Regions from separate parts of the Mus musculus genome. Here region 2 is linked to region 1. Evidence: chromatin loops called from intact Hi-C (ENCODE). Cell type or tissue: left cerebral cortex. All regions are shown on one strand. Each heading gives the region's core, and the rest is flanking DNA. Links, peaks and the distances in the headings are about the cores only. Region 1 overlaps Myt1l (myelin transcription factor 1-like). Region 2 overlaps Myt1l (myelin transcription factor 1-like).

The links. Hi-C counts contacts between places; a loop is a spot of excess contacts. Peaks named below come from ENCODE experiments on the same cell type or tissue, not always from the same donor. Only the 100,000 strongest peaks of a DNase experiment are listed, where the experiment ranks them.
Region 2: it touches region 1 in a loop (10-fold over the local background); 1 of 42 quality-filtered maps calls a loop at or near these places.

The regions. Positions count from the first base shown.
Region 1 is chr12:29,917,420-29,933,177 of GRCm38, forward strand. It overlaps Myt1l (myelin transcription factor 1-like), which reads left to right. Exons shown (of 25, transcript NM_001093775.1): 24 at 2,476-2,619; 25 at 2,922-5,790. The coding sequence ends at 3,062. Gm31939 (a long non-coding RNA gene) reads right to left here. Exons shown (of 4, transcript XR_001780596.2): 3 at 10,810-10,898; 4 at 7,586-8,885. Among named protein-coding and RNA genes, the nearest start is that of Gm46346, 10 kb to the left of the region's middle. In left cerebral cortex, for the core only: a CTCF peak has its summit at 9,624 (motif pointing right); a DNase peak (open chromatin) is centred at 9,660; H3K27ac peaks cover 261 bases.
Region 2 is chr12:29,859,891-29,875,648 of GRCm38, forward strand. The region is part of intron 18 of Myt1l (myelin transcription factor 1-like); the gene reads left to right. Among named protein-coding and RNA genes, the nearest start is that of Gm46346, 48 kb to the right of the region's middle. In left cerebral cortex, for the core only: no CTCF peak of the experiment used is centred there; DNase peaks (open chromatin) are centred at 8,555 and 12,717; H3K27ac peaks cover 3,974 bases.

The DNA.
Region 1 (15,758 bases), core at 5,310-13,309:
CTTATAGCTCTGTACGGTACTGTGCATGAGTTAAACACTGTGAATGCATCACAGGATGATGTCATCCTTTTGGGTTTACAGTAGCCATTGAAAGAAGAGTCTCACATGTCTCGCAAAACTGGGCCATGAACTGTCTTTGGTCTTAATAACTCCTGACAGAGGCCATCCTAGAAAACAGTTAGGCTGGAGGCAGATGGAGCCAGTCAGACAGGCAGACATGAGACTTGCTCAGCAAGAGTGTGCTTACCCTTTGAAGAACTCCATCTTGGTTATCCTCATAACCTTTGATCATGATCACAGAGGATCTGAGGGCCCCTAGAGTTCAAACCCGTGGTACCTGGGTAAAGAGCCAGTGTTCTTCCCCAAGGCCCAAAACAGGCACATTCTGACCCAGTCCTCAGCCTGCAGCCTGGCTCTAGAGGTGGTACAGGCTCTCTGCAGACCACTGCTGAGGAACAGGGCTTTTAGAAGCCTGGGTGGAGGTAGAGATGCCCTCTGTATACTCTTCCTGTAGCACTATGCCTGCGAAAATGGCCACACTATGTTCAATGGCTTTGACACCTTCAGTGGAATTAAGTACCCTAGAAAAACAGAAATCTTGCTGCCAGTGTATGTAGAGGCTCTTGTTTACCTAAAGAACAAGAAAACTATAAAAATAAGGAAAACAACTAGGGAAGGCAGGGCTCCCTAGCTTGAGTGGACTTCCAGGTTCACAGTGCCTTAACACAGGCCTTGGGCATGCAGATCTGAGTTCACAGGAGAAAATGAATTCTGGGCCCACTTGGAAGTTGGAAAGTCAGATAGTTGAGAGGAAGAAAGCCAGGCCGTGAGACTGAGAGAGCCCCACAATTCTATGTCTGTGTATCCAGACACCCTCTAAATGTCCCACTCACTATTCTGAGTGGTCTAGGTATCCTTCTAAGTGGCCCGGGCCCATCTGAATGGCCTAGGACTAGGTGGGTTACTCCATACCTGGAGACTGAAATTTCTAGGCCACACTTGCAGCTCAAGGTCCTCTAATTGGGACTTGCACTGGAGTTTTCTACAATCCCCATAGTTTCCTTCACTGATGCTTAGTGGCATTGACACATGAGGGTTTTTTTGTCTTGAAAACAGGGTAGCTCTATAGATTCTTCTTGGAGGGTGGATGCTCCTCACAGCTCCTGGAAATGACAGGGTAACTTTCGCTAGAAAGACCCTTTAGCCCTACCTTTAGACACATGAGTGGGAAATGCATGTTAGAGGGGGAAATTATCTGAAATAGCCCTATGAATGCTGGAAACCACTATTCATTTAAGAGGAAAAGAGTAAAGAGGAGAGATGGGGGCTGGCACGGGCTTCTGAAACCTCAAAGCTTATCTCCCCCACTCCCCCAGTGATATAGCTCCTCCAAGACCACACCTCCTCCAACAAGACCACACCTCCTAATCCTTCTCAAGCAGTGCCACTCTCGGGTGACTTCAAATATGGGAGCCTGTGGGGCCATTCTTACTCAAACCACCACGGGTGGAAACATTAATTTGACAGAAAAAATGCTAGAGGGTTGACCAGGATGTACAGGGGAGGAAACCATATGGCATCAAGAGATCCCCCAGTAGGACGAAAAGAATCATGTTCATTCAGTGGAGAAGTCCCACTAACACTGCTGCCCTGCTCAGTGTCTCTTCATAGGCCCTGCCTGTAGATGAGAGGTGAGAGCCTGGAACTTAAACCAAGTGCAGGTAAAGGATAACAAGCAAAGGAGTCAAGTAGAGAGTCAGGGGAACACTCAGGAGACAGGAGCTCAGTGTATGGGGCACACGCAAGTCTCCAGCTCTCCCAGACTTCTTAGAACAGTGTGTCTTACCCTGTGGGTCGAGACCCTTTTGGAGATCAAATGAGCCTTTCACAGGGTTGCCTAAGGCCATCAGGAAACAAAGATATTTGCATGATGATTCATAACAGTACTAAAATTACAGCTGTGAAGTAGCCACAGGGATAACTTGATTGGGATCACCACACGTGAGGAACTGTATTATAGGTTACAGTGTTAGGGAAGGTGAGAACCACCATCTTAGGAAAAGGAAGCTGAACCAAGAGACCAGTCAGAGCTCTACCTGCATACATTTACTACTCACCTGCAGGGACCCAGAGCGCCTGTCACGGCAGACTGTAACACCACAAAGAGAAATTAACATCATCAATGTTAAAGAACTAACATTATTCCCCACAGGACACAGGGGCAGATGGGGCAAATGAGAGCATCCAGACCCGAGAGCCTTCAATGACGAGAGAGCAAGCAGTCAGTCAGAATACCTCCATGGTCGCTGTAGCTAGTACCATGTGTTCAAATATAAAGAATCAAAGACACAAATTCAGGTCCCCAAGGTGCAGCCTCTGCTTGAGCAGAAAGCTTCTGTCCTTGTCCCCTCAGCCGGTGTGCACGCTCCCAACAGCCAACCTCATGTTACATGTCACCCATATGTGTGATTTCAGATCACCACAATGGAGAGCAACCTGAAGACGATTGAGGAGGAGAACAAAGTCATTGAACAGCAGAATGAGTCGCTCTTGCACGAGTTGGCCAACCTGAGCCAGTCCCTGATCCACAGCCTCGCCAACATCCAGCTGCCTCACATGGTAAGTCACTAGGCGTAGGTGAGCGCCTCGGAGCCTCCGCAGTCCACCTCACTGAGTAGATGTCTGTGTCATTGTCTGTGGTCCTTCAGCTTTTGGTTGTTTTTGGTCACCACCCTGAAACCATACCGTTAACCACTAGAAACATTGGTGGGGCTGATCGCATAACGTTAAGTGTGCTCTGAGTAGGCCTGTTAAGTATTATGGAAACAGTGGCTCTATGCTATGATACTGTTTTATGCTTTTGTGAATATACTATTCAGAAAATGAAAGTTGTATATGAACTACTATTTAATATCTCGTAGGATCCAATCAATGAACAAAATTTTGATGCTTACGTGACTACTTTGACGGAAATGTATACAAATCAAGATCGTTATCAGAGTCCAGAAAATAAAGCCCTACTGGAAAATATAAAGCAGGCTGTGAGAGGAATTCAGGTCTGAACAGCTGCTCTAGTGGTGACTCATGCTTAAAAAGGATGCCTCTTGTTTCTTGCTGCTGTAACTTACCAGAAAGTGTTATATATTTATTTCTGTCGGAACAGTGTTATGCTACAAGACTTCATAATGGTTTTGTGTGCTCTCGAGAGAGTACCTGCAGACTAGTTTTGGATACATTCACATTTTGTACGTTTTCATATAAGCTGACATAGTGTGATTTGCCATGTAATGTTTATAGCTGCTGCTGTCTGCACATTTGGGGGTCTCTATATTTCTGAAGAGGTAAGCTGATGAAAATAAATAGAGTGTAAATTCTTTTTAATGCTTTAGTGATTAAATGTTTTAGTATTTTGAACTGAAATGGACAAAAAAAGAAAAAGGAAAAAAAAAGCAGGTTTGAACGATCACTTTGTGGCCTCCTGGCCACTTTTAGACATTATCATTTTGCCTCAGGTTGGAGGACTTTGTGGAATTTAAGAAATACATTTTGTGTGCATATTGTTTCATAGCAAGAATTGGTTGCAAAAAAATGCTTTATTTTTGAACAATGCTTGGAAATATTATGTGACTTTTTTGTTTGTTTGTTTTAGGAGGATGGTGTATGGTGGGGGCAATAAATGAGGTTTTTTGCATTCCAAGGAAATGGCATATGGATTAACTATAAGAAATGAAATAAGTAATTTATTGTAAGACAACATCAAGCCATGGAAACTTGGCAGAAGATTCAAAGCAGCTTAAACAGCACTTTTAATTAACTCCTAAACATTACATGGTGGGACTGTGGAGACTCCGTTAAGACAGGAGCTTGTCAGAGGTGGACAACACGAAGATTTCCTTTGCATTTTCAGTAACCTTTGGAGCACACTTCTCTTATTTCTCCTAGAGCCCCGTGCCCCTCTGAAGTGTTACCACAATCTAGCTTACCTAGCAGCCGTTGATTGTTTTTTTTCCATCTGAGCAAACAGGTAATTTAAGCATTTATCTCCCCTTTCACTTTCAAAAAGAATCATCATTGATTATTCTTGTTTCACATCTGAGGATGAAGGCTAACGGCTGTGCTTGCCCTGGTTACTGGATGGGATTCTCTGCTGGGCGGGTGGGGAAGCAGCTCTACCCTTCCCTACCCCTCCCTGCCCCAACTCTGACTTCGAATAAGCCTTGGTCCTATCCAGAATACACTGGACACCAAGGCCAAGGACGTTCACGTTCTGCCCTCGCTGGGTCCAGCTGACTCTAGCGTCTGCACAGCCTTGTGTGACTCGTGGTGACCTAACCTGAGAAAGAGTGCAATCAGATGTTAAAGTAACTAAATAGACTGCGGCACTTTTTTGCTTTAAACTAGATCATCTTAGATTTGTCGATACCTTCGAAATTTGATGGTTTCATCCCAAATGACTGCACTATATGTATGCATACGGCCACTTTTGATTGCTGCGCCCCTTCTGAGTAGTCTTTGACAATGTGTTGTGTTCCCCGATGTCGACTTGATTTCCTTTTAGTAGCATCTCTCTCTTCCATGTCTTGATGTTATGCAGGAAGTACAAAAGTACTTTAAAATTTTGTTATGAAATAAAAAAAAAAAGGATGGGTTTTGTAAAAATAATAAAAAAAATATTTTTAGCAGAACAGGACTTACAGGGTCATTGTCCCCACAATGTGCCAGTCGGCTCTTTGCACTCGCCTTGTCCTATATATCCGTACGGAGGTGTGCAATCCTGTGTCAGTCGCCTTGTGACACTGAAGTGGATGAGTTATAGAGGAGGCCCTCGAGGCTGACCCAATACGGTTACTAAGGGAGACTACAGGGATCTCACGACAAACATTCTGATACAATACTCAACCTCGGTATATATATATATATATATATATATATACATATATATATATGTATAAATATAAGAATATCCCAGCGGCACTTTATACTGTTCACTGTACAAAAGCTTACAGTTTTCCACAAGGACTTTAATAACTAGCTGGGGAAAAGATTATGTAATTACTTGGGGCTCTGCAGGACCTTCTCTGTCCAGCGCCCCCTTTCTGTTGTGCGATTAGTTGTAGCTGCCATGCTCAGAATTGCCTTTTGAGAGCTGAAGCAAGGTGCTTACTGTCACCTGATGCCATACACATGGTCCCAGGCCCACACCCGGGGGGCCTCTGTTCATAGCGGCACATGCATTTCCCCACCGCGTCTTGTCTGCAGCTTCTTGGCCAATGTAGTAATGCTTTTAGTAGAGTAATAGGTAGTATCAGTTTGGATTCTTATTGTTATCACCTATGTACAATGGAGAGGGGTTCTAAGCACAAATCTGCTGCTCATGTAACGGTGGTACATAATATCAAATCAAAAGTTATCTGTGACTATATATAGGGATCACAAAGTGTCACATGTTAGAATGCTGACCTTCCACATGGGGTTATTGTGAGTCATCAGAGCATATTTATTATAACTTATTGTTCATATTCATTTCTAAGTTAATTTAAGTAATCATTTATTAAGACAGAATTTTGTATAAACTATTTATTGTGCTCTCTGTGGAACTGAAGTTTGATTTATTTTTGTACTACACGGCATGGGTTTGTTGACACTTTAATTTTGCTATAAATGTGTGGAATCACAAGTTGCTGTGATACTTCATTTTTAAATTGTGAACTTTGTACAAACTTTGTCATGCTGATGTGAACACATCTTACTCTGAATAAAAAGGTGTTGCCACGTTTGTAGCACGAAGGATCTCTAATGGGTCTGAGTCTTCACTGGAGCGTGCCATCTGGGCTCCTGGAGCCCTCCGCCTCCCTCTCCCACCCTGGGTCTCTTGCCTTTGGAGCAGCACTGTGGGATTAGGCTGGAACTTGGGGCACGTGTGGATACGCACCCCCGGGCATCATGCTTGCTGTGCTTCCCAGAGGACCGTTTATCTCATTTACTATCACCCCTGCCCCAGCTGAGATCCAGCCGAGGACCTGAGGTTGCTTAGGTGCAGATGTCTCCCAACAGCTTGGCATCCTTCTGCAACGCTCACGCTTCGAACAGCACTGCTGTTGGTGAGCGTAGGCCCATATCCTGAAGGGGCTCTCACAGGTTCTCCGTACCTGGAATGCAGTCTGGGATCACATAGTCGGTCAGGTACCTGCTCTGCCCATTGTGCTTCCCCATCACTACAGTTCCATGTGTCTGCCAGGACACAGAGGCTTCAAGGGGGCAGCACGGTCACTTCACAAAATGTCCCACGTTGGTTGTGTGATTGCAACCTTCTGGCTGATTCATTTCAAAGGACTGCTTTGTTCTTATACATAGTAGAGCACATGACATCACCTGGCTGTTACTGGTTATCAAACTCAGGAGCTCACAAAGGATGGAGTGCTACTTTCCAGGAGCACTATTAGCCAGGAGCTGAGCAAGAAGTCACCTATGAGATATAACTGGACCTTCACATGTAACACATGCACTATCCAATTCCATTAATAAAAGTTGCAGCTTAAAATTCCACAGTAGCCTCCTATAACATGCACAATACATAGAATATAAGAAAACAGCTCCTGTAATTTTGATTAAACTGGAAACTCGCTCCCAGCGGTGGCTTCTGCTGCTAAACACAAGTCAGGCGAGCTCCTCAGACCCCGTTCCAGCAGATTCCTTCTTGGACAGCTGGCAGCAGCAAGACAGTGCCTGGAGCTGCTGCTCAGATCTTCCAGGGCCAGCAGGTAAGCAGTGACCCTTTCCCTAGGGTCCTTCATGTCTGCCTCAGACCTGCCTGTAGAGTTCTAGTAACTGCTGTCTTTTGGAACAAATAAAGCTAATAGAAAGGCAGTTGTCAGTGTCTCAGGTCAGCCAACCTTGGAGCAACTCTAGAAGCAAGGTCATTATTTAAAACTATCCAAATAAAGTTCAGAATCTTAGAAAATAAAAATAAGATAAGCTCACTGGTCCCCGGTGTTTATTCTGAAAATATAAAGTGATTTTAAAGAATCCTAAAATCCTATGATGGAGAAATGAGTAGACAGATCTGAGAAATGCACTTTGCAGAGCATTGCAGAAGTGATGTAGCACTAACCAGGTGGAGTAAATCAAGTAAGTGGCCACAGCCCAGGGGGCAGCATCAGGGTGGGCTGAGTACACACAGGTAACCCAGAGGCAAAGCACGGCATTGCTGTGGGTCCAGAAAGAACAGAACAGGAAGATAAGGCAGGAAAATAGTCCAGGGCCACTGCCCTTAGAAAATCAGAAGAGGGGCCCTTGAAAGGCCATTGCTCCCAGCACAGCACCTCTGAGTAGGATAGCACATGCAGGACAAACAGCAAACAGTGGTTTCCCTTACTTGTGTCCCAGAGCCTTTTGTCTGAGATTACCCAATCTTCCTAGACTTTCCAGTCTCAAGTCTCAAGGAGAATGGTTTAAGCATGTATTGTGCATGCGAACACACATGCATGTGTGTGTGTGTGTCTTCATGTGAGAAATATTTATATATTGGGGGGATCTCTCTTTTCTTGTGTAGCCCTGGCTACCATAGAACTCATTCTGTAGGCCAGGCTAGCCTCAGACTCAGGGATCTGCCTGCCTTGGACTGGGATTAAAGGCATATGCACCATTGCCTAGCTTCAAGTTTTGGTTTTTATAACCACAATACCTAAGCACAAGAGCTGGGGATGATGAAGGGAAAAGCCATAGTCTGTGGCCACAGCAGATGTCCCTCCCTCCACAGGTGTTAAAACAGCTTTGCAAGCACAAAGGATGCAGGGCAGTGAGGAGATCAGTTGACAGTTGACAGCAGGTAATGGCAGTCACTCTTGGACCATGGTAATAGGCACTGATAACACAGGGTCCTGCTGAGTGCCCAGCCACACCTCCTTAGCTGGCCTCATCCCTGGGAGGGGCAGCAGCCTTTCCCAGCCCCTCCTCAGCACAGCCAGGACCGGGCTTCTCTTCCAGTCACAATGACTGACCTGATATTCTGGCAGCAGGACACATCTGCCTCTTCCCAGTTAGACAGACAGACAGACAGACAGACCCTGTAGTGCTTGAACTAAGTAAGATTACACAGAGGAACCAGGGTCTTAACCAACATGCAATTTAACTATGTGCCAAGAAAAGGTTCAAGCATTGCATTTTGTCTTTCTATTTTAATTGTGAGTGCACGAGAACACACACACACACACACACACACACACACACACACACACACACACACACACAGACACACGGCCATCCTTGCTCCAGAGCTCCAAAGGTCCTCTTCCTTCTCTTCTCCAAACTGCATGGGATCCGTTTCCCACTCTACTCTGTAATATTACTTATAGCATTTATGCTGCCTCAAGTTATTTTTCTTCATCAAGGCAAGATATGGAAACAAAGGATACATGAGTCTCAGCAAAACCCGTGGGTTACATGGGGGAGGCCTAGTGGTGGATATCTAGTAATTGAAGGAAAACAGGAGGGAGGAAATGGAACATGGAATTACCAGTCACCTCTCTGGACGTAAGAGGCGACATGGGCTCAGGTAAGTCACAGCTGTCTTCTCTTTGTCCTGCTATGTGGTCTGTGTTGGTTGAAAGGAGGGATGTGCCCCCTAGGCTCCTATATTTGGACACATGTCCCAGGTAGTGGAGCTGTAAAACCTTTGACAGGTGTATCCTTGCCAGAGGAAGTGTGTCACTGGGGACGGGCGTTGGGAGTTCAGAGCCTCACTCCATTTCCAGATTGTTCTCTCTGCTTCAGATTTTCAGTTACGAATGTGACCTTCCAGCTTCTTGCTTTTGCTGCCTGCTGCTGTGCTTCTCGGGCCCTGGTGGACTCTGCCTCTGGAACCCGTAAGTCCAATGAAGTTCTTTCTTTAATAAAATGCAAACAAAGATGTGTGTTTAGGAGCACTGGACCCCGCGTCTGGTCACCATCACTGCTTCTGTCAGAAGGACTCGAACAGGTGAACAGCAGAGGTGTCTTCAGTAAGGGAAGGTTCCAGAGGAGCTGCATGGCAGCTGCTAGCCTTAGGAAGCTAGGAATGGCCCTGGGTTTCATCCCCAACACCGTGTAAACTGTATACAGTGGTGCATGCCTGTAATCCCAAGACTTGGGACGTAGAGGTAGGAAGACAATATGCTAAAGGTCATGTGTAGGCATAGTGTGTGCAAGGTCAGCTTAAACTACAGATGGGGTGCAAGGGAGGGAAATGGAAAGAGAAAAAAGGAAAAGGTGAAATGAAAGAGAAGGGAAAAAGAAGAGAAGGGGAGGGCAGGTTAGTTGGGACCTTAAAGCCTAGCGAGTAACTTCAGAACACACTGAAAGCATACATCCAGCTACTGCTAAGACTCCGGAGAAGCTCACAGTAAGTTTACTCTCTTCAGAAGCCTTCAACCATACTTGGGTATGTCCCATCTTCTCCCTAAGCACCACTCCTTTTGTTAATGCTTGTGCCTAAATATTGGTTAAAAATCTCTTCCTAATAATAAATTCCAACTCTACATCTACTCTTAAAAAAAAAAAAACAGAAGCAAGCAAACAAAACCACATAAAAATGAAAAGGAAAGAAAATTCTGGCTTTCCTTGAGTGGAAAGAAGTTCCTGGACTCCATGCTCCAGGGGGCAGTGTGGAGCTGTCTCTAGCTCCTGTGTTCACTGCCTCTGCTACTGAGGCATAGTAGCTTATAACTGACAGCTGTCTGCCTGCGTATGGTGCTGGAGGGAACAGGTCAGGGACAAAGCAGGAAGGCAGACAGTGATGGCAGAGGAGTGGTGGCACAGTGGGTCGGTTCTGGCTTTGGAAAGGGAAAGACATCAAGTGTCCTTTCTCATCTACCCCAAGCCCACTGACGTTCATTCTCCAGAGAGGAAGGTCCTTTTACCAATGTGTGTATTTGAGAAATATTCTTCAGATGTTTCAGAGGATGCAGGGGTGGGAGCCTTGAGCCAGAGATCATGGGCAGCTAGTGAGAGCGGAGCCTGGGCTCAGGAAATGGTGGTGGTTCTAGACAAAGGGGTAGACACATTGCTTGGCTTGTGGGGAGCAAACAGAGACCTGGAGTTAGTAGAAAGGGGTACAGAGATCTGCTCTCGGGGCACACAACCAAGCCAGCTCACTGCAGTCCAAGAAGACAGATGCAGGGAAACAGCTCAGTTCTGGCAGAAGCTTGTGTGGCTGCAGCCCAGGAGCAGGTGCCATCAAGTCCTATGAAGGCAGTTGCAGGTAGAAGTTAGAAGTGGCTTAAGGCTGGCTGATGCTGAAGAGAGAGCAAGAAGCTTGGTGTGTATATGTGAATGTATGTGTGTGTGTGTGTGTGTGTGTGTGTGTGTGTGTGTGTGTGTGAATGTATGTGTATGTGTGTGTGTATGTGTGTGTGTGAATGTATGTGTGTGTATGTGAATGTATGTGTGTGTATGTGAATGTATGTGTGTGTATGAATGTGTGTGTGTTTGTGTGTGTGTATGTGAATGTATGTGTGTGTATGTGAATGTATGTGTGTGTATGAATGTGTGTGTGTGTTTGTGTGTGTGTATGTGAATGTATGTGTGTATATGAATGTGTGTGTGTGTGTTTGTGTGTGTGTGTATGTGAATGTATGTGTGTGTATGAATGTGTGTGTGTGTTTGTGTGTGTGTTTGTGTGTGTGTATGTGAATGTATGTGTGTGTGTATGTGAATGGATGTGTGTGTGTGTGTATGTGTATGTGTGTGTATCTGGACACTGCCCAACTCCATTATGCTAAGAAACCAGTGTCCCTGGAAGCCTGAAGGCAAACACTGAGCTTCTCGCCTTACCATCCTGTGTCCGGGGTGGGGAAGGATGTCTCTGATCTTCAGTCTGTGTGAGAAGGAGCTTTGCAGTTCCTACCCATGGTGTGACAGCTCTGAAAGGGACAAGCAAGCTGCATCAGGACCCTGAGAAAAGCAAGCACAGTCAGTTGACTATAAAGCTCCTCCTCTGTTTGGTAACCAGCAGCTTGGCCCAGCTGGCCCCAGCCTCCCTCCATCACTGGCTGACACTAAGGGAAGGTAGGGTCATGAGCCCGTTGTATCAAAAGCTAGATACTCAAGAAATAAAACTAGAGCATAGGAAAGCCCTCTACTAACCGAAATATATGCCCAGCCCAGGTCCGATGTTTTGTTTGTTTGTTTTGTAATAAACAGTCCAGATTTGGCTCTGTTTGGCTAAGAGAAATTTTTGGATTTTTTTTTCTGTTGCTTGTGTGTTTGCTTGTTTGTGACAGGGTTTCTGATATGTAGTCCTGACTGTCCTGGAGCTCACTATGTAGACCAGACTGGCCTTGAACTCACAGAGATCCACCTTTTACCTCCCCATTATTCAGATTAAAGGTGTGGGCCAATGCAACTGGCTTAAATATCCTGTTTAAAGAGTTTGATTCAGACAGGACTAGAAGCTAGAATGCCTGACATTCATTGTGAATGCCTGAAGAGCCAAAATGGGTGCAGAAGAATCCAGGGAGACCCTGTTGTCTCTATGAACACTGTCTGAATTTTCTATAATAAAATGAATTATTCCTATAATGTAAAATCTCTACATGGGACTCATGGGACTCTCCGAGGTACTCTGTTCTTGGGTTGCACCTCACAGAACAAAAGTTCACATCAAGAAGATCTGAAGGGAATGGCATAAGTTTCTCACCTCCTTTATGGATCAAGGGCATCTGTTCCATGGCAGGGCATACATGGCCTCTGGCATGATCTCTGGGAAACACTGGCACCTAGGCATCCCCCTGCCTCTAACACTGACCATCCATGGGCAATGTGATGTCAGAAACCTGTATCTTAAAAGAAGCAGGCCATGTCAGCCTGATGTCAGCAACATGACTGACCCATAAGCCAGGAGTTCAGAAATGCCAACTCATCGTTGTTTTGTACACATGAGTGATACAGAAGAGCGAGGCAGGTAACTCAGTTGGTGGAGCTCTTTTGTGGCATGTGTGAAGCCTGGGATTCGATTCCCAGCACTAGACGAATGAGCATGGGAATGCAGAACTGTAATTCTAAGCACCAAGGAAGTGGAGGCAGGAGGATGAGAAGTCAAGACCATCCTTAGCTACAATGTGAGTTTGATGTTAGAGACCTGTTGAGGAATACAAAAAGGAAAGGGGAAAGGAGAAACACAGAAAGGAAGGAGGGAGGGAGAGAGGGATAAAGAGATGGAAGGGAAATAATAATTTGCCCAAAGGGAGTATATCCCTTACAGTTATTATTGGTGCAGAGGGTTGGCTATCTTAAAGCGTACAGTCTGGTCTGGGAGCTCACTCTCATTGCTCCTCACTCTTTTCCAAACAGGGATGCCTTCCAGGTGCTTTTCAATTTCCTATCAATCTCAAGGCACACTCTTAGCGTTTCATAAATAAAACGATTCTTATGTTCTGAGTGGCCATTTTGTCCAGGGCTAGGAAGCTGGCCTCATCAGAGCAGGCGTTGGCTGCAGCTTGTTTTGGTTCTGAACTCAGAGAGAAAAGGGACATCGTTGTTGACCCCTCACTGCAAGATGATAACTGTTGGCAGTCACAGGGCAGGAAGCTTGGGTTCTACTCCTGGCTGAGCAGAGCTTTGGAGTCCAGTACTCAAAGCTCCTAAGTTACTGCGTGCTGTGGGACCATCAAGAGCATTCTCTGAACTTGTGTTGATTTACAAAGAAGGGTTCTAAAATTTTCTTGTACAATAATCTCATTAGTTTTTTAGCTGGGAGACATGCCGCTAGCTAAGTCCCATTTCTTAGGTTGTGTGCTTGGCATCCTTTGGTAAAACTGTCAGATATCTCGAGATGTTGACAAAAGCCCCTGACATGTTAGAAAGCCTGCCTCCAGGAGCCACCTTGGCACTTCCAAGTCAACAAGGGCTTTGCTACAGCTGGGAGTGGTAGTTGCCCACTCTCTTCTTAGAGTATCTACCCAGTCAGCTGATCACAGGCTCACTCTAGGCAGGACCTAATTAAGATTGTCACTCAGTGACAACCTGAGTGATAATCTGGAGAGTCAGCCTGCCTGGGAGTGGGTCTTTGGGCACTCTGCCGTGTATCCTCATTGGAGAGTTACAACAATACTCCTTACTAGCTCAGCAATCTGCTCAAAGCTCCTTTTCATTTTGTGAAAAATCATTAATCTAGAGAGATGTGGGCTTTTCTGTGTTTCTCAGAGCCTGAGTTTACCTTGTGGATTTGTCTGTGGTTGTGTATCAGGAGACAGCCTCCCCCCCCACCCAAAAATGTTAGTGGCCTGAGGAGTTTTCTTTTAAAGACCTCTCTACTCAGGTACAAAGTGGCATCCATGTTAAATGTTCTACAAGGCCAGATGGCTGGACTTCATCATTGTGGGTTTAAGTGTTGTAGAGAGATAGATTATTTTTAGTCCCTGGAAGCCATTTTCACCCACCCCTGTATCTGACCTGACATCCTCGTGACTTCCAAGAACTGTAAAGTGTATTTCTAGCAAGCTGCTAGTTTACACCAATCCAAAAGCTAAGAATGCCATCAAAGAACACCTAAAATCTGCAGCAGGGTTTCCCCTGCTTGGCTGTAACCCTCCTCCTCGTTGTCCCCACTAATGGATTTGGTAAATGTCCTTGATTGATAAAGTTGTTTGTTCTGTAATGGGTACTATCTTCTGTAGGATCTGGGATGAGCTAGGTCTGCAGAGCATTCACTTAGCATCGAAATGACCCACAGAAGATCTCAGGGCCCCAGCTCGGCCTCTTTGGAACCTGCATATAGCTCTAGTTCTGGCCCATTTTCAGGCTTGGAAATGTTTCTCTCTCTTAATAAACTATTTCCTTTCCTGTTAGTATACATGTGTCTCTATCTAAATCATTATTAGGAGACGTAAAACCTGGAAATAGCAGTCAACTCTCTCCAAACTCAGATCTGACCTTTAACACCATTTTGGGGCTCCCAAGTTACATCTTAACAGGTTGCTGAGAGCTTGTTGTTGCTGTTGTTCTTTTTTGATAAAGTGAGATTATCTTGTGGCTCTGGAAGTCTCTTAGATATAATTACAATCTGATTATCAGCCTTAGGCTGCCCAATGGGATTAAAGGCATATCTTTTTACAATAAATGTAATTTCTGGTGAGACTTCTAGAAAATTGCAGGTTTATAGCTACAAAAGGGAGTGTGCCTTATATGCTTAACCCTTAAGCATTGTCTACAGCTGTTTTAACATTACTGTTTTAAATAGCTCTGTAGGAAGCAAGTATTGTCCCTATGTAGACAACCTTCACAGCAAATGTTACCAATTGTGTTGGAATTGTAGAGTTTCAACTAGACTTCCAGATGTAAGCCCCCCCCCATAAGCTAGACTCCAGGATGCAAGTCCCCTCTCTCTCTCTACATCCCCATACTTTCCCCCTTTCTATCCTTCTCCAGTTCCATTGTATTCCATTTTTATTGTCAAAATAACCATCTTGCCTATATTACATGGTGCTTATCTAAAAAAGCATTTCTTTTTTACAACATAAAGATTGAAAGAATTCTTCTTGCTAATTTACTTTAGATTTCTAAGGCCCTAATAAGCATCGTTTCGAAATGATGATAAATTCACAGAAGGTTGCAAACTCAGTGCTGAGGCCCCTGGCTTTTCCCCAATGCTTGTGCATGCATGCATGATGCTTTTCAAAGCCACAGCCTCCAGTGAGGCATGTGTTGACCCTAACACTGGTGGCCATTCACATTCTTCTTATTGTGACTGCAAAAGGGCCTAAGCCAGCCCATGGGCTGGGTCCACCCACTTGCAGGTCACCTTGCACTCAAGTGGTGTTTTGTTTCTTTGGCAAGCAGACCCCGCTGTTCTGTCTAGGCTGGCCTTGAACTCCTAGTCTCAAGCAATCTTTCTGCTTTAGACTCCTATGTATCCAGAAAGATAGACATGCACTAAGACTAGCAGACAGCTATGGCTGCTTATCTTTTAAGCTGTGTTGTTTCTCAGGTGCTGAGAGCTAGCCAATAGCTTACTTCCCAGGGAGATAAAAGGACTTTAGGAACCTGAAATCTCTTCCCTTCTGGTTCCAATTTCTGCCCTGCCTTGCCCATCCTATATTTGGGACTGATCTGACATGGTGAATTGCCAAAGCTCACAATCAACTGTCTACTGTCTGCTGTCCAATGCCATCCAGCACCCCCCACAACCCCTCATTTCTTGGAGCCAGGAGTGGGCAGTAGCAGAACGTCCATTTGATGGGTATGGTCCTCTTGGACCCCTTCATAGGTAAGTTAGGCCAAGATGAGTCCTGGAATAGGGTTATGGAATGGAGAAGTTGAATACTTCCTGCCTCTGCTGACAATGGGAACCCTGTGGAGTTTTCCTTAGCTAGATTCCCAGCTGCACCTCACTTCCTGTTGGGCCTGGAGTGCAGCATGAATCCCTCACTGTCCTTACCAAGCAGAAAGTGTGTCCATTCTGACACAGGATTCTAAGAATGGGGTAGAGAATCTACCCTGGGGGAGTCACCAGAGAGAACCAGTCTTCCTCCTGGCTCAGGATTATGGGAATGAACATTTCTGATGTTTTAATTACTTTGTCTATGGTTCCCTGGAGGCTGAGAGCTAAGCTTCCACCTTCTCTGCCTTGGGCACCTAAGGTGAGCCCTGTTCTCCTGGTAAGCTGTATAGTTTGTATAGTGGCTAACTGTGCCTGGGAGTCAGGGCAGCAGGTGGGGCTGACTCACTAAGGATTCTCAGGCATTCCCACACCAAGATCCAGCCTACACCAGAAGGCTCTCAGG
Region 2 (15,758 bases), core at 4,862-12,861, 58 kb before region 1:
CAGACCATAGACCCTTTAGCCTAGCAGTAGGTAATCTCTTCTTGCCTCGGTTTATTTATATATATCTGTAGATTGGACTAGCACTGGCCTAGCTCAGATGGTATTTAGTGGATGCCAGTATAGCTAACAGTGCCAAGGTCCAGTAATCCCCGGGTCTTTAGAAAACATCCACAAGAGAGGGAAAACAGTCAAGGGAGTTGATGTTTCTGAAATGACAATATTCCTAGGGAAGCGTATGCAGCTGGCTAGAAATTGCAGCAGATATGTCCATGGTAAGGTAATGAGGTAGACATTGTCCTAGCACTCAAGAAGGACTAGTTTTCAGAGCTCCAAGTAGTATCCTGGAACGGTAGAGACCAGAGACTGAACTATAGCAGGATGATGGCAGAAGCTGTGTGCTATGGTTCAAGTCTCCACAAGAGACCGCTGGCAGGATGATGGCTCAGGCTTGGGACAGCTGAAGAGTTTAGATACAGGAGCTCCCCAGCTTCGAGTCTCCCCAGCCCAAGAAAAGAAAGGGAACATGCACTGTAAAAATATCTCCTACCTTCCAGCACTCCTACTACTGCCTCCACATGTCCAGAGCATGTACGTAGCCATCATAAGTCAGAATGTGGGCCAGTATTGAAATAATGACTTCTCATAGGAAACCAACAACAGCCATCCTTGACAGGAAGGCAATTTTCAAGCTAGGATGGAAGTTGAGCTGTTCCTGTGCTCATGGAAGATGCCTTGGGACATCTAGAGGGACAGCAGGGTTATCCACACTGAGAAGGCCCCCCTTCAAACCCTAGTCTCCATCTTGCACTTAAAGTGAAAACCTTAAATTTTCACTAGTATCTCATCATCCTTTTAAATTTTTTTATTTTTTATATGTACAGATGTTTCTCATCTGTTTTGTTCGTGAACCATTTGTGTACTTGGTGCCAGAGAAGTCCAGATGAGGGGATCAGATCCCCTGGAACTAGAGTTATAATAGACCACCATGAGCAACGATGTGGGTGCTGGGAGTTGAACCTGGGTCCAAGGAAGAGCATCCAGTTCTCTTAATTGCAGAGCCCTCATTCTAGCTCCACCACCATCTATTAAAAACAAAAACAAAAAACAAAAAACAAAAAAAGAAAAGAAAAAAGAAAAAAAATGAACACACACAGGATCTCCCCAAGCCTTACACATCTATGAAAAAAATCAAGCCAACATTAAGCCATTCCTGGCTTTCTCAGTGGGGACCTGTCTTCCCAGGCTGGCCAGGGAATCACTTGAAATATCAGCAAGTTGATGAAAGCGAGGCTGGCTTCAGCAGACACTGCATCCTGCTGACCTTTAATTGGCTACGTTTCCTGGATACCCACTGTGAATATCTTTGCACTGCAGCAGTTCACCTGCTAAGCCTGGACTTAGAGAGGGAAGTGTTGAGTCTGTCCTCCACAGGCAAGAGAGCTTGTTCTCCATCCTTCACTTGGCCCTTGTTAAGGTTTGTAATGACAAACTTGGGAGAGTACCTTAAATTATGAGTGAGACCTTGAGGCACACTTCACTCCTCGTGCAGAAATTAGAAAGTGTTTAATTCAGATATCAAAAACTATGGAATGATATTACAATGATAATTCGTTGATTTCAAACTAAGAAAAAAGTGGCATTAGTTATTTCTTATTTGAAAAGGGTATTGGAATTATATAGTTTATTTGATGCGTATTAGCCATATGGCAATATCCTATCCCTTTTAATTTTATGTATTTTAGAAGTATTTCACTTATATTTGGATTTTTATCGTTATAAGTACATACTATAGATTTATACACACACATACAATGTACACACACATACACACACTTTGTGATTATTGGGCTAGGCATTTTCCTTTTGTGACACATAGGTATCTGAATGTTCTTCATAATTTATTGCTTGTTAGATCTAGCCCTTTCTACTTTCTAGGAGTGAGCCTATTTTTATCTCATCCATGGCTCCTCTGGGGTAATTCTGAAAAGCAAAAGCCTTTAGATTTCCAGGGACTTTGGATCTATACCAGATGCCAGCCCATGCAGAGTGAGGACAGAAAGCCTAGTCAGTTGTAGGCATTTAGTTAGGCTGGACTTTAATTGTAAATCTGGGGGTTTTATCATGTAAAAACTTCACTAATTTATAGTTATCCAGAGTAAAATGAACAAAATTAGAAATGAAGTAGATGTTCGCTTTGGGAAATTATTGACAGGCTTGTTGGAGAATATTTTTTTCCTGACGTATTCAGGAGAGGCCATGGTTCTCTTCGGTTTTTCTGAATTGGAAATTTTTGACAGACAGGACAGAGACTGCTCGCAGGCATGAGAGGATGGGGAAGCAAGGACTCCTGGCTTTGACTTGTGTGCATGTCTGATATGGTAACCACTTACTCTTCCCATGGCCTGTGCTCTCCCAGGATGACAGTCTGAGGATACTTACATAGCACGGGTTCCCGTCCTTTGCCACATTTTTGCAGATCTTTCTTCTAACTACTGGATTTCATCTGATTCCTTCTCAAATTACCCGAGTCCCTTGAGTTCATAAATTGTTTTTTATTTATAGTTGATATGTGTAAACATCCTGTTTCCTATAAAAAGAAACGATGAGCATCCTGATCTTACAAGGTGATTTGATATGATAGTCCTACCTGTTTGTTTGTTTGCTTGTTTGTTTGTGAAGGAAAATTCAGTGCAAATACCTTCTGATAAGGTGGATTTACAATTTGATAGAACTTTCTGGAATGACAGACGGTTCATTGTACACTGTCCCACACAGTAGACACAAGCCACTTAAATTAGGCTACTGTGCCTGAAGACAGAGTTCTTAGTTAATTTTTGGAGGATTTCACTGTTTGTAGAGTGCTTCCTAGCATATATGAAGGCGTGGGTTCATTCCTCGGTGCTGCATACATAAAGGATAGTGCTAAGCCATGTTTGTAATCCCAGCACTCGGCAGGTAAAAGCAAAAGGCTCAGGAGCTCTTGGTCACCAGTAACGACATAGCACAAATCTGTTAATGTAAATACCCACCTAGATCAAGTGGGAGTCACGCCCCACTGCCTCTGTTACCTTGTCCTTAGTCATTTTACATTTTGGTCACAATGTAGGAGCATTTTATTTCTGCAGCTGACTAACTTATTCATTGTTTGCCATCTTGGTCCTCGATGTCTTTGTTACACTAACTAGTGAATGGCAAACAGAGTAAGGGTTGTTTGTTTGTTTTGTTTTTGTTTTTCGAGACAGGGTTCCTCTGTGTAGCCCTGGCTGTCCTGGAACTCACTTTGTAGGCCAGGATAGCCTTGAACTCAGAAATCCACCTGGCTCTGCCTCCCGAGTGCTGGAATTAAAGGTGTGTACCACCACCGCCCAGCAAGGGTTGTTTTTTTGTTTTGTTTTGTTTTGTTTTTATGTTGTTCCAGGCAGATTGGAACCGAGTATGACATGCGTTTCATAGTATTACTTTTCTCAGGGGATTCCTTGTATGCTACATAGAAAAATAACTGGAAACATCACTGCTTAGGACCTATAAGAGAGTAATTCATAACTCAGCGTGAAGCTCGGTTCTTTTACTTTTGGTTTTGATATCCAACTTTATTGTGTTGATACAGGTACCAAATTCTTACCCAAGCTAAGAAGTTGTAGGAAGAAGGTTCAGGCACCCTTCTAGTAAGAAAATGTAATTAGTACATGTGTTGATGAATGGTTAGGCTTTGCTAGAAGCTAGTCTTCCACTCAGATCTTGAATATCTCCTTTGGAGCTTGCTTCGGCTAGTAATGTCTTCCTGTAGAAACAGCTCTGCATGAAAAGGGCAGTGATGCCCATGGCATTTCTCATTTCTGTTTGTTATACTTATAGATTTTAGAATACAAATATGCATATTTAATCTAGCTTTCTATTTTTTTATTTTATTTGTGTGTGTGTGTGTGTGTGTGTGTGTGTGTGTGTGTGTGTGTGTGTGTGTGTGTGTAGGGAAATATGAAGAGATCAGAAGAAATAGTCAGTTCTCTCCTACCATGAGTTCCAGGGATCAATCAGCAAGCACATCATAGTCACTGAAGTAAATCTTCAGATCTAAATTAACTCTCAGTATCATAGCCAGCAAGGAGCCTGTGTGGAAGTTTAGTTAGGCATGTTCATATGGGCATCCCAACCCACCCTAACCCCAGCACCGTTACAGCATCAATGGCTCCTTCTCATTTCATCTGCAGCCATCCTTCATGTTGTCCTACTGTGGTCAAGTATGGGTGATGCTTTACTCTTCACTTGATTAGAATTAAAAAATACACAAAGTATATGTGAAAGACTATGGGGACTTTTGAAGTTAGACTAAATGCATTTTGCATTATGGTATGGCCATGAGTCTATAGGGACTAGGGAGTGGAAGGTGGTGATTTGAATGAGAATGGTCACCATAGCCTCATATATTTAAACACATGGTCCCCAGTTGTAGAACTATTTGGGAAGGATTGGGAGGTGTGGTCTTGTTGGAGGAGGCATATTGCTGAGGGCAGGCTTTGAGGTTTCAAAGGCCTATGCCATATACAATCCCCCCTCCCTCTCCCTCTCTCCCTCTCCCTCTCCTTCTCCCCTTCTCCCTCTCCCTCTCCTTCTCCCCTTCCCCTTCTCCCCCTCCCCCTCCCCTCCCCCTCCCCCTCCCCCTCTCCCTCTCCCTTTTGCTTGAGAATCAAGATGTAAACTCTAAGCTACTGCTCTAGTACAACACCTTCCTGCTTGCTCCCATGCTTCCCAACATGGTGGCCATGGACTCTAGCCCTCAGAACCATAAACCCCAAATTAAACACTTTCTTTTATAAGTTGCATTGGTCATGTTGTTTGGCCACAACAATTGAAAATTAGTTAAAACAATGTATAAAACTACTAAATACTGACATATGTGAGAGAGAAAAATGCACTGTTCACTAAGCAAGGAAGTTTTAAATGAAGCTTGAATATAAAACTAATACAAATTAAAAATGATAAAGCAAGAAAAGGAAAATATTCATAATCAAATGTTGATATTTTGATTAGTTACAGTCTTGCAGTGTGCTTTTCTACTTAATAGAGATTCCAGTCTCTTCCCTTTGTGGTTATATAAGGTAGGACCACATAACCAAAGCTTTCATTCTAAGAAGGCAGTGTGAGGAACAGAAACACTGATGCCTAGTGTTGCTTTTGCAGGTGTCACTGGTGAGGGCTCCTGCCTCATCTGCATGGCTGATACATGATGCTCCTCTCTGTGGCTGAGACTTTTGTGGGTAGATCCTGACCACGAGTATGCTATAGGGTGTGACATAATGTCCTAGTTAGCTTTCCCTATGCTGTACTAAAACTGACCAACAGCACCTTGGGGACAACATGGTTTGTTTTAGCTTACAGATTATGATCGGTCTTTGAGGGAAGCAAGGTGCTCAAGCAGGATCCCTGAGGCAGGAACTGAATCAGAGGACACAGAAATATTCATTACTAGCTTGCTTTTCCTTGGCTTTCTCAGCTACCGTGTTTTATACAGCCCAGTTTTATACAGCCCAGGCCTCCCTGCCCAGAGATGGTAGTTATCAAGAAAATGATCCCACCAACATGCCCACTGGTCAGTATGATGGAAGCAAGTTGAGATTCTCTCTTCTCAGGTGTCTAGGTTTGAGTCAGGTTGACAAACTCTATGACTAGTACTACAGGTAGTCATTTATTTCATAGATGCACTGGTGTTTTCATCTGGGCTGTAGAAATGGCAGCAGAAGTCTGACTTGTCTCTTGGGATTCATGAGTCGTACCTGTTTTTAAGAGACTTCCTGTCATAGTACATAATCCAAGTCCCTCCCTCTCTGGTTTCAGACATCTGGGAGACCACAGGTGGACTCAGCCTTCATACTTAGAGCATACCAACAAAGCCAGTGCAGAGAGTTAGGAGAAAGTCCTAGAACATAACAGCAGTTGGATCCACTAAAAGATTGTCAGTCTTTTTAGGAAAGCTTTCAGGGAAAAGGTCCCATTGCCTGATGTGGCTTTCTATATTCCTCTTGTGGTGGGAAAGCAAAGGATCTTCATGGACATAGGAAGTAGGCAGTGGAATAGGGGGACAGCCAATGGGAGCAAATGTGCCCTGGGAACAAGGGCCCAGGAGACAAGTGGTATTGATGAAGCACCAGCTTATGTGGGTCAATCTGAGTTCCAAAAACCAAAATTGGACCTTTGACTCTTATTTGTTTGTTTGTTTGTTTGTTTATTTATTTTAAATTGGACCTTTGGCTCTTATTTATTTGTTTGTTTGTTTGTTTGTGTTTGTTTGTTTATTATATGTAAGTACACTGTAGCTGTCTTCAGACAGCACCAGAAGAGGGCATCAGATCTCATTATGGGTGGTTGTGAGCCACCATGTGGTTGCTGGGATTTGAACTTCGCTCTTCAGAAGAGCAGTCGGGTGCTCTTACCCACTGAGCCATCTCACCAGCCCTGACCTTTGACTCTCTTAAGAGTCAAAAACTACAAGAGACTACCAATCTTGGGGAGACAGAACAAGAATGCGGCAGTATTCTCAGTCTGCCCTGTGATTCTCTCTCAGACTAACATTTTACCATCAAAACCATAGGGTAGAGGGAGTGAAAAGGAACGTCTTTGTGGAGGTTGGCTCGTGGAATAACAGATCAAACCCTGGCAATCTGAGCTTTTGTTGTGACTAATGCCCACCTAGAGTTAAATCTCTTATTGCCAGATGCATGTGGGGTATAGGAACGAGGGAAAGTCAAGGTGATGCCCCCATACAGAAGGGCAGGTGCATATTTTCAGATTATTTTACCTGTAGGTATGAAGGATAGTAAGGAACTCCCAGTACCCATTAGTTCTTCAATTAACCATTTAAATTGTATGCAACCCTGAGAAATGGTATGATATATTTTGCACCCTTGCCATGCAGTCATATATCCTTGAAATGGTTTTACAGCTTTCTCTTGATAGTAATCTAACCCTTCAACAAGAGCACAACGGATTGATTTCTACTGTCAGCTGCCTCTCTCATCACCTTGTACTCATTCTCCTGAGAGTTCTGGCTTCTTCCAGGAGACAGCATTTGCCCTCTTGCTCTGTAGACATCTGCAGCCCATGACACATACTGGGAAGTAGGGTCTGTACATGTGGTCATCTTTCCCCTATGTTCAACCTATCATTAGAAGTCCAAGGACTAATAAGTTAATGAGCCAAATGAAACTATTCTCATTGTAGAACTCAATTTTTGAGTCTCCAGATAATTTTGAAGAACTGTTGAGAACAATAATGGATGGGTCAGTCTCTGGGATTGTAGCTATTTCTAAATGATAAAACTTAGAAATATTATGAAGGAGGTTCACCAAGATTCCGTTGCCTGGGTGGAAATGGACCCAAAATCATGGGCATCACAATGGCATTACCTTCTGGGACAAAGAATAGAGCAATGGCCATGATGGCAATCAAGTGGAACCCAGATACAGTGTAACAAGGAGATGACAAAAGGGTAGCACACAGAAAATAATGTTGCATCATATTCTGCTGCCATATAACATCTCAGCCCTGAACTAGGACCAGCAGCTGCAGAGTAAAGAATGGAGGATACACAGACATTCTCGACTCTTAGACCAAACACTGGAATGGAAGCTATGTCCTTGTCCATCAAGAAAACCTACTTGCCCTTCAACGTTGTGCCCAGGCCTTCACGTATAGTATATATGCAAACAAGGTAGCCAGTGTCACCTGAAATCGACAGAGTGATATCTCTATCAAAATGAAATCAGTCTCTAAAATGTGAAGAAGCAGTGCAGCATGACTCATCCTCCTGTGTGAGTAGCTGACCTGAACGGCTCTGCAGAGCAGGAAGCCAAGACTTCCTAGAGTCATCCACCGGGACCTTTTTGCAGTGAAATTCATTCATGTGTGCTCATCAAGTCTTAAGAGCTGGGTTATTTGTGGGGAGCCGTATAATGAAATTCCAAGTATTTTGGACGTTCCCTCTACCTTGGGGTGAGTTGAATATCCTCTTGCCTTTGCCCTCTGTCCTCCCTCCACATCCTGCATCTTGGTTGAGAGTCCCTGAGTGTTTGCTTATCTTCCTACAGGATTATCCAATAGATCCCTGCATCCTACCATCATTTGCATGATATTTCCTAGGTTGAAAATGGCTGGCAGGTCAGAGATTTTCTGCTTAAAACACATCAGACCAAATAGCTTTGGGTGTATACTACATCCCAGAGCCTGTCACCCAACACTGAAAAATATTATCTGTTGGGTGTCTGGCTCTGTTGCTTATTTTAGATTAAACACACATTATTTTTAGTTTAGGTTCACATGTGTGAGCCAATGTCTCTGATAACTCAGTAGAATATAGGACTCCTGACTTGAGGACTTGAGCCTGCTGCCCAGTGCTCTGCACCCAGAACCCGCACAGAGTGGACACATAACGATAACGGACACAGAGTGGAACTTAGTGGATGGTCAGATTGCCACTTCTAATTGATTTATGTACTCTGGCCTTCCTCAAGGGAATTCTTTTCACAAATGATGATGCCTTGTTCACAGCTGAGTTGTGGTTCTGTCGAATCTCACTGCCAGGATGACGCCACTGTGGCTGATTCCTGTCTTTGGGTGGCCTTGGGGGACTGTGCCATCTCCCTAGGGAATGTCTCTTTTTCTTCCTTCTATTCATTACTAGAGCTGTTGCCACAGAAACAGCTGCAGTGCCACATGGGCATTAAAGAGAGTAGCTGCTGAGACTGAGTAGAGAAAGTTTCTACTACTGTTTTTTTCCCTCTGAGTATTTCCTTTAAAATTTTAGTCCAGATATTTAAATTGCTTTATTAAGATTTACTCGAAGGCCTAGAGGTATATCTGAATATGTGTGATGTGAAAGAAATTGCACATTTACACACACACACAGCATCTGTGTGACTTAAGTTGCTCAGCTGAAGGCCACAGTGGGACAGTAAGCAGATCCAAGGTTGGCACAGACCAAAATGCAGACTCCCGAGGTCAGACCTTGGCTTGGCCATCACAGCCCTGAAGCCCTTGAGCTTCCCACTTTCTCCTTTCCATCTGCAAAGTGATAGCGGTGCTGGCCGACGCAGTGCTGGCCGACTGCACTACATCAGATGGGTCATCTAAGATCGTCATAAGGATCAACCCCGTGATGTCTGCACAGTGCTTGGACGCCATCTGATGCCCACAGAACTGTGCACATTAGCTCACTGAGTTCTGGCTGCCACACGGGGAGGCCAGAACCAGCTCAGAGTGACAGAGTAACAGGTTGGAAAAGCCCTGAGACCATTTGGAGGGAGAAGACAGGTGGTATCAGGGGAAAATGGTAATTAGTACACCAAGATGATTAACAAACTGAATTTTAACCCATCTTCAACAAGGATTGAAATAAAACTTTCTACATTTGAAACTTCAACAACCAAGATCAAAATATTTCAAAGATAAAAGAATTCCATTTCCTAATATGTCTTTTTCTCACTCTTGTCTAATATGGTACAATTTTAAAACTCTTATATCAGACTTGCAAATCAGGTTTAAAATCATCAAATAAAAATGCCCATCAGCTCGTCAAATTCACTGCAGATGAAATCCTCATTTGCCACCACCCCACCCCAGATTCAGAAACGTTTCCCAACTGGCATATTTTGATCATCTTTAGTCTCTGTCATATCTTTCTTTCTCTGTCTACTTTGAACTCTAGCTTCATTTCTCTTCCTTTTTTGGATAGAGAACATAATAGAAACTGAGGCACTTTTTGCTCCCCTGTGGATCAGATCCCCTTCTCTCAGCGTTAGCATCGTTGTGAAACTCTGTCTTTGGCTTCCACCTTCCTTACCTTATTCGAAACCATTCTGGCCTGGCTTCAGGATTACTCTATTAGATAACAGATTAACTTCTCAGCCTGCCTTTGGCACTTTCCAGAGCCTGAACTATTACCACCTTGGTTGGTTGTCAATAATGCACAGCACAGGATATCCTCATACGAAGCCCACTTTCATTCTTCCTGTGGGTCTCAGCTGTACTGTCACTTCAGTGTCTGGGACTCTCATATATCAGTCTCAGACCCAGAGCGCTCAGGGGAAGATAGCTTGGGCATCTTGCTTGCTATTCTTTTTATAAAGTATTCCTTACCACTTCATCTATACACCTAGCTGAGCCAGTAGGTACTTCCATGTCTGCTTTGCACTGAGCCTGATGAGGGCAGGTGACTGAGAAAACGGCCTTCTAGGCATTATAGCCCAGCAGCTCAGCTGTCCCAGACACTCATCATTTTATAATAAAGAACAAGGGACCCAGAGATCCTGAACTCAGACTCAGTGCTCCCTGGCTACATGGGCCTTGGCAAGTTAATGAAGCTTTCTGGATTTCAGTTTTCTTATCTAGAAAAATCAGTAATAAGATCTGCCCCCAGTTTCACAAGGCTCTTGTAGGGCCAAACAGATAGACATGTGACCGTTCCTCTGCAGAGGCTGGAGATTGTAGCAGCAGCAGCAAAGGGAGCCATGGCCTGAGAGCTACAGACAACTCAGTCCAGCCAGTCTAGAGTAACTCTACTGGTGGCCAGTCCAGAACCTGCTCTGTGGCTCCAAGTCCTTCTAACACCTTAAGGGTCATTTTGGTACTCGGGATGTTGTCTGAGCAAAATGAAAGTTTTCGTTTGAACATTTAAATTATCTGGTTCTTTCTCTCTCTTCCTCCACTGCCTCTTTCTTCATAAATCTTAAACAGGTTTATTTATTTTTGTTTGAGGCAATGTTTTCCTGTATATCCTTGACTGTCCTGAAACTCGTTCTATATACCAGGCTGGCCTTGAACTCATAGAGATCCACCTGCCTCTGCCTCTGAGTACTAGGATTAAATATCTGTGTCATTGCTCAGCTCAGCTGGTTTTCTATTTGTAAAATTCATGGCCTTTCTTAGAGCTTTGTTATATACATGAGAAATGTGTTAACACAGTGAAGAAACAAGAAAAGCTATTGCTTTTCGGTAGGTAGACAAATTCCTGGCTCCAGGTGGCTCTTGTGGGTCTGTCAGGTGTCCAGCTCCTCTTCCATGGATACCTGGTAACACAGTTGGTTTTAAGTTTGTCCCTTTTGGCATCCTATGGCCTGTGGCAGAGTGGGTAAGGCAGGAAAGCTGGTGAAAGAAGTAGAAAGGGAGTGGATGCTTCCACACTAGGCACACTGTTTCACAAGCATCAAACTGTCACAGAAAGGTGACTTCTTGGAGGTCATAACTTTCCAAGGCAAACATTGCACTCGAATAAATTTGCTAACATTGCCTTCCACAAAGATGTGATGTTCATTCAGTCTTTCCTATCCAGAGGAAAAAGTATTGCTGGACTCCTTTTCTGTCTCCAATAGGCAATGCTGATCTGTATGAACACATAGGTCCCCCTAGAGCAAAACAGTTTAGATTCTATAATGGGTCTGGCCGGTATGGTCTTACCCCCAGGAGAGGCATCATGGTCTCCAACCCAGATCTTATTTCCTCCCTGATGGACAAGAGACAGAGGACAGGCTGGCTGAATAGGAACTTCGTATCTGTATCCCCTCCATCTCCAGAGTGCAGTACTCCCTTTACAGTCAACTTGTAGATCAGGAAAGACATACTATATCTCTGTGGTCAAAGCCACACATACTTACCCATGCACACTTGCCCTCATGATGCATACACCAATTTGCACATATGAACACACATGCATGCACATGTCACATGTACATGTTTAATTGTGTATATATGTAGTGTCATGCACACACTACATACATATACATACTATATCATATATGATATATACGCATGCCACAAATATAAACACAACGTGAATATATGACTCATAGATAGGTGCACACACACACACACACACAAACACACACTAACACTCACTCTCATACACACAGAACCAACACATAAGGGCAAGCCTAGAGTGATTCATCAGGTTGATGAGAAGATGAGACCTGGTATTTCAGGAGACCCTCCTCCCAGTGTACTTTCCAGAAGGCTGTTTACTGGTTCCCTGGACCATTTTTTTAAATGACCATAGGGCAGTCCTCTAGCACCCCAAAGCATAGGACTCTGGTGAACATGCTTTAAATAAGACACCGTGTTATGTGCAAAGAAAAGTGCACCAAGTGATTTTGACCTACACTTGACACAAGTATGCCCTCTGATCTCTGAAATAAGGTGACCAAGACAATACCATGGTGGCCTGTGCCACAGTCTGTCCTATCTTGCAGGGTGACCTCTTTGTCTAGAGGCCCCAGAATCTAGGATTCTATGGAAACTTGTAAAGGCAAGGGCTGAGGTTCATACCTGAACTTAAATGAATCCAAGCCTAGTTTTGTGCTAGAGACTGCCCTGCCTACAAAGGAGCCTCGCTGTCTAGAGGCTGCAGAGCCCAAGATTCTGTTAACAGATTCTGTGTTTGTACATTTTCCCCATTCTACACGCTCCTTATAACGTGCAGTGAGCTAAGCCCACTTCATTGGCATGCCTCCACCCTCCCTGGGGCATGAGGCCACCTACCCCTAGAGCACCTCCCCATCTCTTAAATGCTGGCTGCTCAGCACCTAGGAACCTGATCTCGCTTTTAAAAGAAAACACAAAAACCTTGCACATTGTAGAATCAGTCTGCACCACGGGGATGACTGAGAAAACTGGGAGCCTGGCAACCAGGTTGCCATAGCAACTCACTCCCTCTTCCTGCTTCCCTTTGCAGCCTCAGGGCAGGCCTAGCCTGGCACAGTGTGCACAGAACAGGCAGGATGTAGAACGCCCCCACTGCAGCAGGAGGTTTCTGAGCCTTCTCTCAGGCTGGCGGCATCTGCCAGCATCCTGAGTAGAAAGGAAGCCCTGAGGCCTGCTCCACACAGGCACTGACCATGTTACCACTACAACCTTATCTCCTTAGAGAATTCCCAGTTATGCAGGAGGCCCTTCCTTCCCTCCCTCCTCCCCTCCCTCCCTCTCCTTCTCCCTCTCTCCCTCACTTCCTTGTCATACCTATTCTTCCCTTATAGCTTACATAAGACAAATCATTATAAAAACGTGATTCCCTTCCTAAGAGGCATAATTTTGGTATTAGCAGGTGACACTTCTGTTAATATTCATACTGGGACAGGCACATCTTGAAATAATTATCTTAAGAGTAGCCAAAGTCATTAAAGGGTCAGTAAATAAAGATGCTGTTAATATTTGTGCTAGCCATGTCAGCTAACCCACAACATGTTCTTTTATTCAGAACAGTTGAGATTCTCATATTAATGGAATATAATGAATTCAGTGAAGACTGTACAGCAAGCGCCTGTGCCTATATGTTTGCATTAATGGGAATATCTATATTTAATCACCAATTTTTATTGCACATAGATCCTGCAATGTGCAGAAAAGCCTAGTGCTACCCAAGTCCTGCTCTCCAAGTTCTCACCTCCCCTTACCCTGAGCCCCTGCACTCCACTGCCTTTGACACCTGCCCCTCCTTGCCTGACCTCCTGCCAGCATCTTCATGACAGATCCTCTCTCCAGATGTGCTGTTGTACCCTTGAGGACAGAGTGCTTGTTAAGACTGGGTAGTTGGCAATTCAGAGTAGCCTGGTAGATGTTAGAGCCAAACTCCCAACAGTGGAATTCCTGATAGGAAGGGGAAGTATAAGAATAGACATTGTGAGCCCCAAGCCAAGATAGAGTGCCTCCAAGGTCCTGGTCCTGATGTGGGTCATCTGATCCTGAGAGTCCCTCCTGCCAGTGCCCATGTCGCCCTAATATTATACCAGGGGTTTGGAGAGTCTCCTTGCAACTCAGCAGGCTGTAGTTCAGGCTACCCTCTTCCCTTATGTTGCTCTTCTGCTGAAGTAGGGTCCCCCCTCTTTGCCCACCCCATAACTTTTAACGTTGTCATCATCATCTACAATGAGGAGAGCCTAGACATAGATGGATATGTCTATACCAGTCTTCCAGGTCCTGGCAGCACTCCCATTGTCCTGGCTCTCCTCCTAAACCTGTATTAAATAAACACTCTTAGGCATATATCTATATTCCAATATGTGTTCTTCTACCTGGGCTTGCTCCTCTTCCCCTGGGTTCCTCCGTTTCCCTATCATTTTTTTCTCCAGATATATGCTTTTGTGCTTCTTATATTTGCTAGCAGTACATGTTCCCTATCAGCACCCCTCTTTCCTCTCCACTTGCTCCCCTCCCATGCGCGTGAGCACACACACACACAAGCATGGTGAGTAATGCCTTGATTCTCAAGCTGAACACAGGTGGGCACTCCTCATCTTGGGAAAAATCCCTGTATGCTTCTTTCCATCCTCTCTGAGGGAAGGCAGACTCTGAGTCAGGAAAAAGAACAGGGGTCTGGTAGGATATAGACAACTTGCTTCAAGCATGGTGACTGTGGTCTGAAGGTATGCTTGTCTGGATGGTTATCTAGACCATCACAAGATGATTCCTACATCACTCTAGAGGTCACAGGTGTCTTTCTGCCCAAGGAACACTAGGTGGGCTCTAATCAATCACCAAAGGTCACTAGCTACAGAAAATGCAAGGATCTCAAAAACTAGCTGATCTTAAAAAGTAAAATCAAAACAAGATCTAAACTTGCACACCCCTGACTTCTGTGGCCCTAACTATAATCCTATATGCTGGTATGCATGTAAAGATGGATGTAAGACTTAAAAAAAATATATCCACTCTGAGAACAGGATGTTTCAACACTTAAGTAGGCCTGTCTGGGTATGTCTGTATTTCCATAGTGCTGTGAGCTCTACAAAGTCAATGAGCCTGAAAGACTAGGTAGGGTTTCTGCAGAAAATCAGGCCCTGGACTGGACAGACATGACTTACAGCCTAGCATCCACATGGCAAATTGTGAGTCAATTCCTTTTTCCTCAAAACAGGAGCTGAGCCCTCTAGCCCAGCACAACCCCTGACCTAGATACCAGGAGCCATATCAGGACTCAGTGACACAGCCTCACTGCTTAGTGTGCTGGCTTCATGGAAGAATGGCCCTCAGCTCACCTCTCCTGTAAAGGTAGTTTCAAGGATAGCACACTCGGCTCACAGAGCAAAGATCTCCAGCAGATATACAGTGAAGGCTCTGGCTGGAAAGAAAGCCAGGGGGGAAGCAGGATGTGGCCTAGTTATAGAGGAGACAGCTGTGCCATGACCTGAATTCCCTGCAGTCCAGTAGACAGCAGGAAGAACATTTGGTCTGGTTATATCATCTGCACTTCAGGTTAGGTCTGCAAGTCAGAAAACAAGAGCCTAGTGACTTCCCTGGAATTGGTGAGTCCTGGTAAGGAGAGGTCTTGCTATACTTCCCACCTCCCTTTGGTCCAGAGGTCCTGAGTGCCAGTGTAGCAAGAGGAATGAATGGAACCAGGTGGGAGATGTTACCACTCAGCCTTGTCCTAGAGAGCTACATCATAGAAAGTAGAGGACAGATGGACACAGCTTCTCACATTTGCATCTGGAAGCCAGAGAGGGATACCACAGATGGTGCAGGGGGAAGACTTTATCCTAAAGCCATGGTTCCCAACCTTCCTAATGCTGCAACCCTTTAATACAGATTCTCATGCTGTGGCAACACCCAACATAGCATTATTTCATTGTTATTTTATAACTGTAACTTTGCTGCTGTTAGGAATTGTAATGTAAATATCTGATATGCAGGATGTCTGATATATGATCCCCCAAGGGGTTGTGACCCACAGGTTAAGAACTACTACCCTAGAGGTCATTGGAGGTCAATTCCTAGAAGAG